Regions from separate parts of the Mus musculus genome. Here region 1 is linked to region 2. Evidence: chromatin contacts called from ENCODE Hi-C or POLR2A ChIA-PET data. All regions are on one chromosome and are shown on one strand. Each heading gives the region's core, a stretch centred on a gene start or an enhancer-like site at or near the end of the contact. The rest is flanking DNA. Distances are from core to core; before and after follow the strand shown.

Region 1 (5,693 bases), core at 1,908-4,407, 44 kb after region 2:
AGCTAAGAACCCGGACCCGCTCTTGCTATTCTGTCCTGGATTATTGGGTGTCAAAGAATGTGAACGAGTTTGGTTCGTGTTAATTACTTAGTCAAATTGTATAGTAATGATACCTTACATTTATTGTTAACTGCGGCTTACAGTTAGGATTGCTTTCTTATGGAATGATTAAAGGGGAGAGAAGCTTAAGGGCAAAAGGATTATGCGAAGGGGTGAATTACAAGGACTTGTAAAAGCCTCTGCATAGAAGCTGGTGTGACCACAGAGGTGCCTGTAAGTAAGCGGAGCTTCACACTCCAGCCCCAGAAACCACAAAAGCAACAGAGGCAAAACGTAGCTTTGAGCAGTTGACAGTGGCTTTGAAATTTTCTACCAGGTAATAGCAAGGCAGAGGCATGGCTGCCAAGTGTGTTGACGGAGAGTAAGGATCAGGCTGAAATTAACACTCAACAACACCACCTGTGCTTGCTACTGTGATGTGGACTCAGCCATATCTTGCAGAACTGGGGATGTGCTAGAGATAGAAAAGCATCATCAGCAGATTCATTCAAATGTCCTTCATTCTAGCATTCACCGAAACCACGCTGTGAGCATCGGTCCCCCAGAAGAGCAGAGCAAAACGCCATATGCACCAGAACAGAAGCCCCCACAGTTCCCAAGGTACTGAACTACACGGAATCTTCTTTTTAAAAGATAACAGTGATTTCAAAAATTCCCACAGAGGGAAGAAAGTAAAACAAACTCAAGCCAGTTGACCTTTGACAGGTTAGGAGCCATTAAAGATGTTTCTGGGCATTTCGGCTGTAGGCAGTTTGTTTATCTAAGGGAAATGGCCAAGGAGCTTCACTTACTGTGTTAGGAGATGTTTATTTTTTTGTTAAGAAATCAGAAACAAACTCCTGCTCGTATTTAACAGTGTCTTCGATGAAGCTCTGAAATCTAAGTCACAGGGAGAATCAATTTTGCAAGATAAAACAAAACAAGGCCTGGGACTCCTGAAGTCTCCATGTCCGTTCTGTGGGTGAGAAGGCTGGGAGTTAGTGTACCATCCACAGAGTTAGTGTAACATCCACAGAGTTAGTGTAACATCCACAAAAATTTGGATCCTTATTCAGGTTCCAGCACACTTAATGGAAATGTGTTTATAGCAGCCAAATGTCTGGGTATAATTTTTTTTCTTTGCACCATGTGTCAGGTTTGTAAAGCTATAACTACTTTTAAAAGGTTTTCAAATAAAAGGTATTGTGTATGCTACTGTGAAGGCTTTATGTTGGGCTCATTTGCTAAGGAGGACAGGACTATAAATACCATCCTTTTCCAGTGTAAACAGGAAAGATTTTGTGTGGGTGGTTTAGTCAGAGGGAAGCCTTTGGGTACTGAGACCATTGTGGAAATCATGAAGTCATGAAATGACAGCTCTCGGCTCCTTCCCAGTTTGTCTACTGAGCATTTTGTGTGTGAAACAAGCGCCATTGTTTGGATCATGCCTGATAGTGCCATGTTCTAATCGGCTGGTATGTTTAATGACCTATGTATATGCACGAGAATGTTTTAGAAATTAAAATTCCAGAGGGCTTTATTAACCTTAAGTCCACTTGTTCCAGGCACACAAAGCTGGCGGGCTACACTCAAGAGTCCATATGCACCCTTGTCATGAGACCACAACGCTCTGCCGAACTTGGAACAGAACTTTCCCTTTCACTTCTAGTTAGCAAATACATCACATACGAATTGTCAGCGAGTCACAGAACCAACCTTCTGAACCAGGATAATTCCCCGAGTTCCAAACCTCAGTCTCCTTAAGTTAGAGAATAGAGGAGGGATCTATCCTGAGATAGACGACATCTATCTCTGGTTATTCTGCATACCTCTGCACTACCCTAGAGATGTCTCTGAAGCTCAGAGGTTTGTGGGGGAAACGCAGTCTGAAAATCATGGCAGCCTTTCCTTCGCTTGCTTCCACTGACTTCTGACTCACTTTGAAAGTCTTGGTAGAATTTTGAGCCTCAGTGAAGGAGGAAAACAGGAAAACAGCTTTCGATGACTGAAGCGCCTTTGTTGCTTTCAGTGACAGAGGATGATAAGAAAGGAAGCCAGGGCTGGTGAGATGGCTCAGTGGGTAAGAGCACCCGACTGCTCTTCCGAAGGTCCGGAGTTCAAATCCCAGAAACCACATGGTGGCTCACAACCATCCGTAAGGAGATCTGACTCCCTATTCTGGAGTGTCTGAAGACAGCTACAGTGTACTTACAAATAATAAATAAATAAATAAATAAATAAATAAATAAATAAAAAAGAGAAAGGAAGCCAGGATGGTTTTGTTGTTGTTGTTGTTTGCCCCCCCCATTTGTGTATTTTTGAAGTTGTTAGCTGAGAGTCCTTCTACTGTTTAACTAGTAAAGACTCGTGAAAATAGAGGCAAAGAGAGAATCAAAATATGAGAGAACTTATGTGTTTAATGTATTAAAATATTTTTTACATTAAACCCAAGGATAAGACGAGGAAGACTACCGTCCGTGTTTGAAGATAACAGAGAAGATCCCTTCCACAGTGGGAAAGGCTGGAAAGAGGGCTCAGTGGTGGTCCGGCTCCTGCCCCTGAGCCCTTTCTGTTCCTTTCTTTTCTAATGCCAGAGTAAAAGGAGATCTTAAATGGCTCATAAAGTCATCAGAGGAGGAAGCTACGACACACAAGCCTTTGATGTAGGAAGCTTCCCAGATTAAATGTATAACCAGTTAAACTATGTCCAATTAATTGGGTTTACAAGCGAATACGCATTTATTGTTCTGAAGAAATTAGAAGGTATCACACATAGGCCATCTTTCTGAAGTGTCCCTGGCTAGCACCTCAGTTTCTGTTAAGCCCTCTTTCTCAATCTAGTGTGGGAGAAAGCCCTCAGAGATTGGCTGCAAAACCTCTGCCGCATCATCATGGCTGCTGTGTGCTCAGAGGAGCCGGGCATTCCTCAGCTGCCAGGGGCCAAGTATCCTGTTCCTTATATGGACTCTGGCTATTCACAGATCTGGGCTCCGTGGGATTGCACGAACTCAGCATTGGCTGTTCTCAAGGGAAAAAAAAATTGTGAAACTTCACAAATCTGAAGGTAGATTAGAGTCTACAGCTGCCAAGTCCTAGTTTATGGTTGAGTGCCTGCGGTTAACACCCGAGGAAGTGTCTATCAGGATGAAGGACTTCTTATTGATACAGATCCTGTGTCACAGAGTGGACATTTCCTCTTGTGACCTCACACCCACCCCACCCACACGGATTGTTTTTCCATAAAAGGAGTTGACTGTTGAGAGATGACTTGGAATGCAGAGGGAAAGTTGACAGGGCTCTACACACACACACACACACACACACACACACACACACTCAGAACAAAAACAATAAAAGAGCATGCATGATAAATAAAAACTAAACTCGGGGTGAAGGTTCATAGGATGTGAAAACAGGGAGAGAATGAATGAGAATCTAGCAAGCACTGATTTCCCTCCACACTTCAATGTCACCATGGTTCAGTGTCTCCATATTTTTCCCTTTCAAAATACTAACTGAATTTGAAATATTTCTAATGACGGTGAATTTAATATTTTCACTGGCAACGTGAGTTCCTGGCCGGTCTTCCTAGGGCTATTTATGGACATTTTCCCTTGGCTTGCTACAAAAATACATCACTGGAATATTTTTAACAGCAAAGTCTGCAGGAGGCAGTCTGCTCTCTCGACCTCTCAGATATTTGTGGTTCCTCTTAAGTGTGCCCTATGGTTTTTTTTTCTCCAGTTGGCATTCACTGCTCTTTTATTTAGAAAATAGTTTTAGATTCATTAAGCCTGTACTATATATGGTTAAAGCATTCCTTTGCAAATTTCCAAATTACAGCAGGCATTTTGGTTACGGTCTGGAATCATTGTTAGAGCTGAGTGAGCCTCATGGAACAAGCTGCTCTCTCTTTCATGGGACCACAGCTAGTCACCTGTTCTCTCCTTCAGGCTTCACCATGGAGAATAAAAGACATATGTCATATGTATGTAAAGATATATTTAGAATGAGCTCTGAGGTATGTTGATATAGTAAAATATTAGTCTCTACCTCCAAACAACAGCATATTCACATATTAAACCAGAGAAGCCAATTGTTTCCCTGCATGTAGTGTCAGATGCTAATTAATCAATTGTTGATGACTACTTAAATACTATTGAGAAGGGTCCAACCATTTAGTTCAGAAAGAATGCTATAGTTTCAGATATGCTGTGATTACAAAATTGCCTATGAATTTAGAAGAGTTTTAGCCATGCTTGGCAGGAGGCAGTAGCCTAGGTAATAAACAATTCAAGATTCCTATTTGTACCTATCGAATGGATTATTTTCAATAAGCTTACTTTACAAATCTAGACTCTCTAGGACCCGTAGAAGAGCAATTACATTAGTTACATCAGTCAGTTACCAACTCCAGGATGAAATCCTTTGAGCTGTGCAAATGACCTGAAGCTTGGTTGAGGGAGGAGAAATTAGAGTGGACGTTGTGGGCTGGACACAGCAAGACGTTTACAATATCACTTGGAGACTTTGCCTCTGTAGATTGCCAGGTTCTTATCTAGGTCACCGATGAAAGTATCAGACAGAAGCAGGCCTCGGTTTGACACCTGCTAAACATTATTTAAGTCTTAAGACTGACATCAAACCACTTGTACCCATTCTATTTATAACTTTCCTAATCAGCTTCCTGAGTTTCCAGATGGAGTGTAGGAATGTAATCACATTCAGCAGATAACTTTGCCTGAAGACAAAGTTCCCTGAGTGACCAGAGGGATTTCCTATCAATGATTTCATTTCAATGTACTGTCATCTACAATTTTGTGACAGGGAAAGTTATATGGGACAAACCTGGAAGAGGCATGTAGTTTAGCTGGTTTAGATTCTTACATTTTGGCTAACTTGAGCTAATGGTATAATTATGCACAAATCACCCACATATTCTAAGACCTTGAAGGAGATCAGCCTAATGAGCATTTCTCAGCCTACGAGACACAAATTTGGAGAATTGTGTCTACTGAAGTCAGAGGACCATATGTAACTATGATCATATATGATCATACATAGTTACACATGTAACTATGATCCAGAATTGTCTGTTCAGATGAAAGTCATGGAGAGATGATGTTTGAGAGGACCCTGGACTGTTCGGGTGGCTGATAATTCACTCACAACCTTTTCCTCTGTCTTCTATATTTATTAAGAGTATTTGACAAGAATAAAACCAATCATTTCTCATTTCTACTTTGTAGTAAAATATCCTTGGATGCTGGGGAAGTATAATTAATTGCTTTTCTCTACATTGGATGACAATTTTATTGGTGTTCAATTGTTTTCTTAGGGTTGTACCGGATTCGGGCTTTCTTATTTTTTGAACCTTATCTTGAAAGTCACCCAGCTGAGTGAGCATTTTACTTTGTCGCTGTACCCTGCTTGATACATAGCAATGGGAACCAGGCACAAGGTGTACGGGAAGTTTCTGCACTTTGACTTTTCCCAAAACTGAGTGGCAGAGCCTCCCCGTCAGCCATCACAAGCTCTGGAATCTTGGCCGCCTTCACTGCTCCATGATGCCAGATATCCCTTTAATAGCGCCAGGAGATAGTTCATCTATGATGTCAAAACTTGCAGGAAACTTGAGCTAAGAATGCTTGTTA
Region 2 (5,271 bases), core at 1,248-3,747:
CCCACCCCCCACCTCCCACCCCACCTGATCTCTAATTCCCTCGGGCCTCCAGTCTCTTGATGGTTAGGTGCATCAACTCTGATTGAACACAAACCTGGCAGTTCTCTGCTATATATGTGTTGGGGACCTCATATCAGCTGGTGTATGCTGCCTGTTTGGTGGTCCAGTGAGTAGCTTTTAAAAGCTCAAATTGACTTGAGTGTCCTACTTGTAATTAGGAGGCATTGGGAATAGTGAACATTGTTCTCTCTTTAAAAAGAATATTAAGGATATATAGTACTTCCATCTAAAAATATGGCAGGTACATCACTGTAATACTTTAAAGACACTTGTCAAAACAAAGCTTTAGAGATAGAAATATATCTCAGTGGTAGAGAGTCTGTGTAGCATTCACGAGGTCTTGGGTCTAATTCTCAGCTTATATATAGTTCTCTGAGAAATATATATAGCATATATAGTGTATTAAAGCAGCTGATTTAAAAGACGAAAAATCAGACTTCATCTTTTAAATCATCTACTCCAACGTCGATCCTGACACGTCAAGTTGTCAAGTTCAGCAGCACATGTACCACTGAGGAGAATGCAAATGAATGCCTTCTTCTCAAGAAGGGAAAGTGAGGCAACACTTCAAAGGAAATCTAGTTCCTACAGAAAAATTAGTTTCGGGAATATGTACACTGCAAAGCTTTTAAGACGGCATAATAGTACTAACCTACCGTTTAGTAACATATCTTTGGTACCGCAGTAGTAAGCAGTGGCTATACAAAAAGACCCAGAGGAAGCCAAATGGCAGGTGAGAACCAAATGGTAGCGAGCTAATAACAAGCCACACACCACTGCCGTGGCGCTAGAGGATCTCCTGAAGGCCAGTAGAGGCAGTCTTGATAGTGCCACACGGGACAAAGAAATCAGTAAACCCACTGACAGTCCACAGGCCACTCTCCTTTTTTAATCTTTAACTGTGCCAAGGGAAGAATGTGAAAGTTACGCTAACGGTACTCTGGCTCCATTTTTCCCTAGGAGAGAATGTATTGTACTTGTGTGTCATCCCACATCCATGTCACTTCCCTTTTCTTAGGGACTCCCTTCCTGATTTCTCCGATTTGTTATTAACATTTCTAGCACTAGCCAAGTCAGCCAAACCACAACACCGGTCTCTTCTCTAAATTCCCTTTCTGCTAGCTTCGCTTGGAATTCATTTGTCTGAAAATATTCTGATCCTTAAGCAACGGCAATATTTTTATTGGCTTTTTCCAAGTCTCCCCCATGTGGTTATTAGTGCCCAAATGCTAAAATACCAACCAAGCAGGCAGGAAATAACAGCTTATTCTGCTTTCAAACATGTAAAAACGTTGGAATTTCTGTAGAGCTTTGGATTTTCTTTTAGGGACAGCATAAATAATACCTTCCATCTACTGCTAGTGAGGGAGGCTAAAAGTGGTTTCCCACACTTGTGTGCGAGTTTCCTTGGTGTGCGTAACCGGGAGAGACCTACAAGTGAGGAGCCCTTCAATTAAGACAACCTAGAGATTCTTTCTCCCCTTCCTGAGATAGAATGGTGGGAGGACTAAAGCACTAAGGCTGAGGGATGAGACGTTTCCCAGCTTGGGTTCACGCCTAGCCCTGTTGGCCAAATAAGGTTCCCCAGCTAGCAGTTTCCGTAGCAGGCGGGTTCAGACGTCCTCGGGTCAAGAAGGCGGACCTGGGATAGGATCTGGCGATCACACCCTAGACCTGCCCAGCCCAGTCACGAATTTTCTTTCCAAGTTCTGCCCAGTCCATACGCCCTTCCTCTTTCCACTCATTGTCAAACGGGGCTGAAGCTCAGTCTGACCCAAGCCCCAAGTATACACCAGTTTCATAAAAACTGGCGACCGCGACTGATCTAAGTGGGCTTTCCTTCTGGACGCACCGACGTGTAACCCTCACAGGTTACACAACTGCACATATTTCAGGGAGGGGGAAATACACGCTTCTCCGTAGCCTGGGAGCCAGCAAACAAAACTGCGCCGCTTTCCCGTGCAGGCGCACACTCTCGGCTCGCCGGAGCTTCCCTGGGGGCTGGCGCGCCCCAGGCCGAGGTGCTGCCCTTCGCCGCCTGCCCTCCGGCTCGGCGGGCGCCCCCTGGTGCGCCCGGCTCTCCGGAGCGCCGGTCCCCGAGAGCCCCGGCTCCGGGCGCTCAGTCCCGCCGCGCGCCGCCCTGCCCCGGGCGCTTCTCACACCTCGGCGCGCACCGGGAGCACCTGAGGAGCAGCGGCTCCCGGGGACACGCTCGCCCCGTCCTCCTCTCGTCCCGCGCCCCTCCACGCGCCGCACCCCGTCACCCGCTTCTCCTCCTGTTCCCTCGCGGACCAGGACGTGCTCCTCCGCCTCCCGCGGCCACTCACCTCCTGACCGGCGCGGCGCACCCTCCGCCTCAGACCAGCGCTGACAAGTGGCTCGCGGTGCCTGCGCCGTCCCTCTCAAGCCGGTGGGGAACTTCCGCCTCCGCGCTCGCCCCGCCTCGCCCCAAGGCTGGCCACGCCCCTCCCCTAATGGTCACGCCCCCATGGTCCGGGCTGGGCGGGGCCACGTCGCTCAGGGCTTAGAAGGCAGTGGAGTCTCCCTGTTGTGCTCTGTGACTTGCTGGGACCGGCTGCCGCCGCCACAAAAAACAATTGCCCCTGTGGAGTTTCGGTGGGCGTAGTCTCCGGGGTGTAGTCTTGGACTGGTACCTGGCAAAGATCTAGCCTTCCGCTTCTCTGTTTTGTATTTCGGCGTTTTTCACTCTGCAGAAACTTGAATTGACCCGCAGTTGGTCTGGCTGAAAATAGAAAAGGGCTTTAGCTAAATCTCTGCCGGTGCAAGTTCAGCGACTACCGCCTGCTTTTGTGAAAGACCTCTGTATACTCTCGAGAAGTGCAAACTCTGAAGTTTGCTTGTCAGGAAGGTGAAAATCGCTAACCCTAATATGCAGAAGTTAAATCTGTCGTCAAGCTAAAGGACAGCCATACAAAGCAGTGGCCAAAAGTGATTCAGCCACTGTATCCTCAGCTTATTTTTCTAATTCCAAATTAACAGCACATTTACCTACTTCTGTAAAGTTGTTTGGTTTTGCCCAGAGAATTTATTCACAAGCAAACGTTAGTAATGTTTAACGAATACTCGAAAAGAAACTTTTAAAATATTAAAAGCACAAGTGTTAACCAAGTGGTGTATCAAACAAAAATAAACCTCAACCGAAGTCCCTGAGTCTGGAGTCTGCTCTAGAGGTACAAGCAAACTCCTAAAGTAGGTTCAAAGTTGTTCAAATAGTAGCCACTGGCCACATATGTCTATTTAACTCATTGTAAAAATGTTTTATATCATTGTTATGAATCTAAATTTATACATGAGTAGGATAGGATTTCCATTAAATAGAAGCTTCAGTAGGACTACATTTCACTGTACAGTTGGATGTTTAGTGGCCAAGTTGACATATATGGACCAGGTTTTTAAAATGTTATAAATTTAAAAAATAGGTATGTTGATTATATGTTGATATTATCTGCCTATTTAAAACATTATTACAACTTATTTTCATTTTTTAATGTATATACTAGAAAGTTTAACATGGATGTGACTTGCATATTTTGTTGGCCAGTTGTTGATTGTATTACATTCTAAAAGGAAAACTAGTTTGCAGGGAAGAATTTTTCTAATGTGGGATTTGTCTAGTGTGTTTTAGGGTTCTGTTTCATAGATCATTCCAAAGTAAATGGTTAAGAATGGTTACATGTAAACAGATATCCCCTGCAAAGCAAAGAGTCAGCCTTACAGTTGCCTTCATAGGATGAATACCAGCCTTAGTCACAATGTTTACAAATGAAAGTTGCAACAGATTCTATAACACATGATAGACAGTTCCACTTGTGACAAGTCACTTGCCTGTGTTACCTTATAACGTTCTTCTCTTCACCCCCTCATCTGCTTGGTGCTGATACAGTAAAAATCAAACTAGATCAATGCTATTTCATTACCAAGGTTTGAACCATAGCATCAGAGAATCAGCATCCTGAGATGATGAGGAAAGAGCTGAGAGTAGATAGGGTGGCCCAAATGTACCTTAAGTTTTAGTCCTAATTGCAAACCAGGCCTTCAACCTTCTCCCTTCCCACTCCAGTCCAAAGCCTGGGAACTATCAGCAGGTTAAGTAACTGCTTAATTCTTGCATGAATTGTTACTTATCCAGTTGTCCTCTTGGAAAGTAGCCTTTTCCTGGGTCCCATCAAAACTTAGAATCCTTAGATATGCCTCCCAAAATCATACTTTTAAACAAACACTACCTGTTCCATTTCCAGGAAATTGTTAAACTTTAGCTCCAAGATTATTCCCCAATCTAGGTCTATCTTGGTATCACAGAGGGCCCATCTGACATGTGTGAGGGCCTCATTCTCTCCTCAATACCACCACTAACATTACCTCAGCCTCTATCACCATCACTATTACTACCACCTCTGCCAACATCAACATCACCTCTACCACCACCGCTGTCTCTACCTCCACCACCGACAACACCACCATCACCATCATCGCCACCATCACCACCATCATCATAACCACCACCACCACCACCACCACCACTACCATCACCACCAAAGGCACCACACACACAAAAAAAGAAAAACTCACAAAGCTATTTCCCTAGACATGGTCTTGGACTCCAGTTAACGGCATACAGTTTTTAGGTGAGAAACACTGTTGATTCACCTTGAAGAGAATCATAATTACTAATAACTGTGAGGTTATCAAATGATCTATATTGCTTCATACCAACTATATTACTTTATTGGTTCCAGGCTGCCTTCCAATACCAGAAAGCATCGTGCAAAATTCCCAAGGAGGAGAGCAACCTGCAACCCTAGCCAGCTATGATGCCAATGAGCAACAACCAGCATGTTATGTTGCCCTTAAGGTTATGACGCACATACCTCGGTGGTAACCAACAGCTCCCTAATCATACTTAAGACCCAATAAGTCTGGTACCAGAAACCTAGCTAACTACCCAAGGCTAGTGAAGTCATGGATCTTGGAGAAGAACCTACCACCCCCACTTGACTAAAACAGCACAATACCTAACTACACTATAAATATTTACCCTTATACCCATAGACAATGTTTCTTACCCCATCAAGGAAAGTTTCCTTTGCAACAGATGAAGACCATTACAGAAAACCACAACTGATCAAAACTCAGAGTTGTGGAGCCCATTCTAATTGATAAAATTACAACATAACCCCTGCACTTTAGACT

What was found. Hi-C counts contacts between places; a loop is a spot of excess contacts on that map. ChIA-PET counts read pairs that join two places held with the same protein, here RNA polymerase II (POLR2A).
Region 1: a loop to region 2 is called in a map of heart, with 6 times the contacts of the local background. The contact joins the enhancer-like site here to the promoter of Pdlim5 in region 2. A Hi-C loop is called at or near these places in 13 of 37 maps with a recorded cell type or tissue (Patski, adrenal gland, gastrocnemius and 2 more). POLR2A ChIA-PET finds 5 or more read pairs at or near these places in 1 of 5 experiments (Patski).

What each region holds. Positions count from the first base shown.
Region 1 is chr3:142,436,759-142,442,451 of GRCm38, forward strand. It overlaps Gm33189 (a long non-coding RNA gene), which reads left to right. Exons shown (of 3, transcript XR_867675.1): 2 at 568-660; 3 at 1,605-2,138. Among named protein-coding and RNA genes, the nearest start is that of Gm33189, 5.9 kb to the left of the region's middle. Within about 2 kb of position 3,158, at least 1 of the 3 ENCODE cell types and tissues checked has a DNase peak (open chromatin) inside an H3K27ac peak, as active enhancers do; it is heart, where a contact is called at or near this core.
Region 2 is chr3:142,393,199-142,398,469 of GRCm38, forward strand. Pdlim5 (PDZ and LIM domain 5) reads right to left here and starts at 2,498. Exons shown (of 13, transcript NM_019808.3): 1 at 2,388-2,498.